2 separate regions of the Homo sapiens genome follow, and region 1 is linked to region 2. The links are chromatin contacts, found by Hi-C or POLR2A ChIA-PET in ENCODE. All regions are on one chromosome and are shown on one strand. The core of a region is the stretch at or near the end of the contact, and the rest is flanking DNA. Distances in the headings are between cores, read along the strand shown. Region 1 has its middle 24 kb from the start of PLPP2. Region 2 holds the start of CDC34 (cell division cycle 34, ubiquitin conjugating enzyme).

Evidence for each region. Hi-C counts contacts between places; a loop is a spot of excess contacts on that map. ChIA-PET counts read pairs that join two places held with the same protein, here RNA polymerase II (POLR2A). Pooled maps may share reads with other maps.
Region 1: a loop to region 2 is called in a pooled map, with 2.8 times the contacts of the local background. The contact joins the enhancer-like site here to the promoter of CDC34 in region 2. A Hi-C loop is called at or near these places in 2 of 50 pooled maps. POLR2A ChIA-PET finds 5 or more read pairs at or near these places in 3 of 52 experiments (IMR-90, WTC11 and activated T-cell).

The regions. Positions count from the first base shown.
Region 1 is chr19:266,187-269,364 of GRCh38, forward strand. No RefSeq gene overlaps it. Among named protein-coding and RNA genes, the nearest start is that of PLPP2, 24 kb to the right of the region's middle. RefSeq lists an enhancer at 1,048-1,177 and a silencer at 1,338-1,417. Within about 2 kb of position 1,330, at least 12 of the 41 ENCODE cell types and tissues checked have a DNase peak (open chromatin) inside an H3K27ac peak, as active enhancers do.
Region 2 is chr19:529,879-533,112 of GRCh38, forward strand. It overlaps CDC34 (cell division cycle 34, ubiquitin conjugating enzyme), which reads left to right and starts at 1,882. Exons shown (of 5, transcript NM_004359.2): 1 at 1,882-2,230. The coding sequence starts at 2,054. RefSeq lists silencers at 1,387-2,126, 2,547-2,716 and enhancers at 1,923-2,579, 2,977-3,026, 3,097-3,234.

The DNA.
Region 1 (3,178 bases), core at 80-2,579, 260 kb before region 2:
AATGCAATATTGGCCACTGGGGGAAAAGTATTCAAAGATAGAAAGTGAATAGAATTTGTAACCATGATAATTTAATGTTTCATTGTGATATTTTCTAAAACAGAAGAGTTTAAGAATATTCAAAGTCAATTTCCTCAATGATACTTTGCAGAATGTGATGAAACTAGAGAAACAAAAATGGCAGGATATTCTGAGTGATTTTAGATGTTGCTAGGATTTATGGGAAAAAATAATTTACCTGTTAGAGAATCACAAATAATTATTGGAAGCCCAAACTCTGAAATGTTTCCAAATTTAGTTGAACTTGTAAGTAATTATAATGTCAATATAGCTAGTCATGAAGTTAATGATAAAAGACGACCCATGCCTTATTTATGTAATAAAATATACAATGAATGATTAATGCTCCTCGGAAAATACGCTGGACTTGAACTACAATTGAGAGTGTCAGAATCAAAATATATTTGATTGTATAACAGGAGTAGCCCATCATGAACAAATGTATCATCTCATAAAGTATGCTCACGTTAAATATACTGTCAGAACAATGGAAAAAGCTGTTTTGCCTTTGTTGAAAGAATAATGGAGACAGTCCAGCTTAGGGAATTATTAGGTTGGAAACATACAATGCTGGCATAAGAACGTCCTGGACAGGGATGTAACAGTGAACAGCTCTGGCAGGTGTAGGAAAGGGTCGCAGCCATCATATCCCCTCCCCAAATGCTCAAACTAAATCTGCACATACGTCTGTATTAGGATTTGGTACATGTTATTTCGTGTGGGGAGGTATAAACAATGCATTTAAACTTTACGTTTCTAGTTAGAATATGCCTATTGCTAAATATTTCCATACTGATTCAACTACTTCAGTGCTGTGAGACAAATGAGCTATTACAACACGAATGAAAGCGCTGGCGACTCCGCAGCGCCGGCCGGTCCCCAGCCATCACCCGCGCCGTCCCGATGGCGCCGCTCGCGTTGCTCCTTTCTCGGCGCCAGGATCTCTCCCCAGGAACCAGCGCAGATCCGGAGGCCACGCTGCGCTGCGCTGCGCTGCGCTGCGCTGTCAGGACGCGCAGTTCCCGCCCCGCTGAAGGGACACCGTTTTACAACACGCCGCGTAGACCGTGACAGGGAAGTAAGGCCCACGGCAGCGCTCCCTCCTCAGCACTCGCGGCCGCGGACAGGACGCCTTTTCCTCCTCCTCTCACCTGGTGACCGGGTGTCCCGAACCGCGGCCGCTCCCGGGCGGGTCCTGAAGAGACCGTGGCTCCGTCTTCCCGGTCGACGCCCCGGGGCGACGAGTGCGGATCCGCCGCGGTTCCCGCGCGTGCTCCAGGTTGGGCGGGAGCCGGGCGCCCCCTCGCGGCAGTCCTGGGGAGTCTCTGAAAATCAGCGTTCGGATGACTGCAGGCCGTGATTTCGGAAATGTCAACTGAAATCGAGGCCACCATCCCGTGCCTTGATCGGAACGGATGGAGATTTTAAAAACTAAAAAAGATGGCCCGGGCGCGGTAGCTCACGCGTGTAAACCCAGCACTTTGGGAGGCCGAGGCGGGCGGATCACCCGAGGTCGAGAGTTTGAGACCAGCCTGACCAACGTGGAGAAACCCTGTCTCTACTAAAAATACAAAATTAGCTGGGCGTGGTGGCGCATGCCTGTAATCCCAGCTACTCGGGAGTCTGAGGCAGGAGAATCGCTTGAACCCAGGAGGCGGAGGTTTCGGTGAGCTGCACCATTGCACTCCGGCCTGGGCAACAAGAGTGAAACTCCGTCTCAAAAAAATAAAATAAATAAAATAAAAACTAAAAAAGATGTCCAGTAGGCAAAAGTCAGTTGAGTTTCTTCATATCACCAATAATGGATGGAAATAATTGGAACTAGAAATATTAAAATACCATTTACAATAGCACCCCTGAAGCTGAATCCATTAAGTATCAGCGTAACAAAAGGTGTGCAAACATGCATTCGGAAAACCATGAATCACAGTTGAGAGAAACCAAAAGAGGTATAAGTAAATGCAGAGATGTTCCTTATTTAGGAGAAGTACACTCATTATTGTGAAGGTGACAATTCTTTCCAAATCGATCTATAGATTCAGCCAAATCCCAGTTAAATTCCAGGCAAAGATATCGACAAACTGTTCCTAAACCCAGAATGGATGAAATAAGACTGAAGGAGAACAAAGTTAAAGACCTCACACATCTGGATCTGAACACTCACCCTAAAGCCACAGTAATGAAGAGAGCGTGGCAGTGGTGAAGCGGTTAGACACATAGATAAGTGGGACAGAACAGAGAGCCCCCAAACAGACTCAAGCCAACTGACTTTGTCAAACGGACAAAGGCAACTCAGTGGAGAAAGAGAAGTCTGTTCCACAAAAGACAACAGAACAATTGCAAACCATAGGGGAAAGAAATGAATGGAGACAAAAACCTTGTATTTTATCCAAAAATTCACTCAAAATAGTCCATAGACTTAAATTTTCAAGTGCAAAGTTGTGAAAGTTATAGAAGAAAGCCGAGAAAAATATCTGCATGGCCTTGGTTTGGGTGATGAGTTTCTAGATGCAATACACCAAAAGCCAACCCACAAAAGAAAACAAAACAATAACGGGGACTTTATTAAAATTTAAAATGGCTGCTCTGGTTAAGAGAACAAAAAAGCAATTCACAGACTGATTGATAGAAAATATTTGGGAAACAGCCGGGCAAGGTGGCTCATACCCATAATCGCAGCACTCTGGGAGGCCAAAGTGGGTGGATCATTTGAGGTCAGGAGTTCGAGACTAGCCTGGCCAACATGGTGAAACCCCGTCTCTACTAAAAATACAAAACAAAACAAAAAAAATTAGCTGGATGTGGTGGCACACGCCTGTAATCTCAGTTACTCGGGAGGCTGAGGCAGGAGAATTGCTTGAACCCAGGAGGCAGAGGTTGCAGTGAGCTGAGATCGCACCACTGCACTCCAGCCTGGGTGATGGAGTAAGACCCTGTCTCAAGAAAAAAAAAGAAAATATTTGGGAAACACATCCGAAAAAGGACTTGTCTGCAAAATATTTTTTTTTAAAAAAAACCTCTAAAACTCAAAAAGAATTAGATGAACAACCCAATTGAAAATATGTGAAGATCTGAAAAGACACCTCAGCAAAGAAGATGCACAGATGCCAAATAAGCA
Region 2 (3,234 bases), core at 632-3,131:
CTCATGAAGCCGGGGCCAGGTGTTGGGGCACCTGCGGGACAGAGTGGCCCTGGTCCCAGACTGGTTTTTGTTTTTGGTTTTTTTTTTTTTTGAGACGGAGTCTCTGTCGCCCAGGCTGGAGCGCAGTGGCGCTATCTAGACTCACTGCAAGCTCCGCCTCCCGGGCTCACGCCATTCTCCTGCCTCAGCCTCCCGAGTAGCTGGGACTACGGGCGCCCGCCACCACGCCCAGATAATTTTTTGTATTTTTAGTAGAGACGGGGTTTCACCATATTAGCCACAATGGTCTCGATCTCCTGACATTGTGATCCGCCCGCCTCGGCCCCCCAAAGTGTTGGGATCACAGGCGTGAGCCACCGTGCCCGGCCTGTATGTTGATGCAGCTGTGTGTACCCAGGGCATAGCAACAATGCCACTGGCACAGTCCGAGGGCAGGGCCACCCGTCACGGGCACGACTCAGGGGAGGCTGGGCTGCCCCGTCCTCACCACGGCCAGTTCTCCCGACCAAGCTTCACAGCAAGGAGCATGTGGGTGTCTGGGCAGCCACTGAGCCAGGTCAGAAGTCAGGTGGGGTCACAGTGATGCCCGGAATCAGCTGGGGTCAAGACTCAGGTGGGCTGGGCGCGGTGGCTCATGCCTATAATCCCAGCATTTGGGAGGCCGACGCAGACGGATCCCTTTATTAGTCCAAACTGCATCCTCCCCTTCCTTTCAAAACCTAACAACACACTTGAGGTCAGGGGTTCGAGACCAGCCTGGCCAACATGGTGAAACCCCATCTCTACTTAAAATACAAAATTAGCCGGACGTGGTGGCGGGCACCTGTAATCTCAGCTACTCGGGAGGCTGAGGCGGACACTAGCTTGAACCCGGGAGGCGGAGGTTGCAGTGAGATTGTGCCACTGCACTCCAGCCTGGGCCACAGAACGAGACTCTGTCTCATTTAAAAAAAAAAAAAAAAAAAAGACTCGGGTAGGACAAAGGTCAGGCTGGGAGGAGGGCACAGCCAGGCTCGGGCTCAGCTTGGGGTGGGGGCTCCGTGGGGCTGGCGCCTCTCCCGGGTCAGGTGCTGAGCCGATGCTGGCCGGCGTAGGCCTCTTTCCCAGTTTCTCTGGGGGGCAGGAGCACCTTGCCAACCTCTGATGGCTCCAGCGCCTGCACTCGCCTCACACCACATGGTGACTTCAACGGGGACCAGGGAAGCCCTCGCCCCTCCCACCCCTCAGAGCCCTCCCCGACCTCGCCCACTTCTCAGAGCTCCCGCTGTCGGGGGAACCGAGGCAGCGCCGCGCCTGGAAGCCAGGTCTGCGGATCCCGCCTCGCTCCCGCCCCTTCCTCCCTTCCGCGTGGCCAGCGCGACCCTAGGACAGACTTCGCGCCCGTCCCCTGCACAGACGGGGAAACGGAGACGGGGACGCGGGGTCGCGCCGGATGGACCGGCCCTGCCCCTCCGGTCCCGGTCAGGACCCCGCGCCGCGCCCCGTTCACCGCCCGCGGCCCCGCCCCGCGCCGGCACGTCACAAAACAACCCCAAAGCCGGGGGACCGGGCCGGTGACGGCGCAGAGCAGCCCTGCCCGCCTCCTTGCGCACAGCGTCCGCGGTGCTGGTCGAGCAGGGGGCGACGGCGGCGGCCTCGGGGATCGGAAGAGCCCGGGGCTGCGCGCTCGAACCCTCCCTCCCGGCGGAGGCGCTCGGCGCCGTAGGCGGGACCGGGGCCGGGACTCCACCTCCCGGCGTCCCCTGCGGCCGGGCGCGCAGGCGCAAGTCGGACCTGGCCGCGGAGCGCAGGCGCAGTCGGGGCCAGGCGGTGCGCGCAGGCGCAGCGGGGGGCGGGGCGCGCGGGCCCGGCCAAGGCAAGCGCCGGTGGGGCGGCGGCGCCAGAGCTGCTGGAGCGCTCGGGGTCCCCGGGCGGCGGCGGCGGCGCAGAGGAGGAGGCAGGCGGCGGCCCCGGTGGCTCCCCCCCGGACGGTGCGCGGCCCGGCCCGTCTCGCGAACTCGCGGTGGTCGCGCGGCCCCGCGCTGCTCCGACCCCGGGCCCCTCCGCCGCCGCCATGGCTCGGCCGCTAGTGCCCAGCTCGCAGAAGGCGCTGCTGCTGGAGCTCAAGGGGCTGCAGGAAGAGCCGGTCGAGGGATTCCGCGTGACACTGGTGGACGAGGGCGATCTATACAACTGGGAGGTGGCCATCTTCGGGCCCCCCAACACCTACTACGAGGGCGGCTACTTCAAGGTGAGCGCGGCGACCCCCGCCCGGGTCCCGGAGCCCACGAGCGACCTCGGGCGCCGGGAACCAGCTCCCTGCCCCGCGGTCCTAGCGCTGTTGCTGGGCGGGCCCCGAAGCCTCCTGGCTTGGGCTCGTTTCCCTTCTATGGCCACGTTCCCCCACCCAGCTCTGCCCGGCCCCCTCCTCGGACCGTCTCGGGGACCTTCAGCCTCTGCTGCAGTCCTCGAAAATCCCCAGTTCCCTTCAAGGCATCGTCCGGTCCCCTGTTAGGCTCTTGGCCCCCGGAGGGGTGGCCGGGGGCCCTCCCTGTAGCATCTGGGCGTGGGGCTCTTGCCCACCTCCTCCTTGGCGGGGGCTGGACCCCGGCTGCCTCCCCCTCCGCCCCTGCGAGAAAGAGGGAGCGGAGCCCAGGCCGCGCCGGCCTTTCAGCTGCCCTCCCCGCCCTCCCCGGAGGAGACAAAGAGGCCCCCCCAGACCCCGTAGCTGCTATTGTTGGGGAGCTGGGCCCGTGAGCGGGGGAGCGAGGCCAGCCTGGGGGTGGCTGGCGCGGCCACTCGCTCAGTCTCCAACAAAGGCCCGGATGAGCCTTGGCAGCCAGGACCCGCCTGGAAAGCGGCCACCCTTGCCAGTAGCAGCCGGCCAGGCGCCCTGGGCTCCATCCCCTGCTTTATGTAACCTGCGCCCTCGGGAAGGCCGAAGTAGGGGCGTGCCTCCCACCTGCTCCCTGCAGCTCTCTCCAGGCCTCCCGGCTCGGGCCCGCGTCCCGGACCCCGACCTCAGAAGCTCCGGGCTCGCTCATCCCAGCTGGTCTTGGCCTTTCTCAGAGTCCACTGAACAGGTGGCTTCTTGGGACCCAAACCCCGAGTTCTGGGCCGTTTCTTCTGCCCTCTGGCGGTTTAATTCCAAGCAGTTTCTGGATGTTTTTGTTGTTGTTGGGAGCGGGGAGGCTGTTTCTGTCTCATGTGAAAAGGACTCAGGCCAAAACCAGGGCAGTTTTCTTGATCTCACGA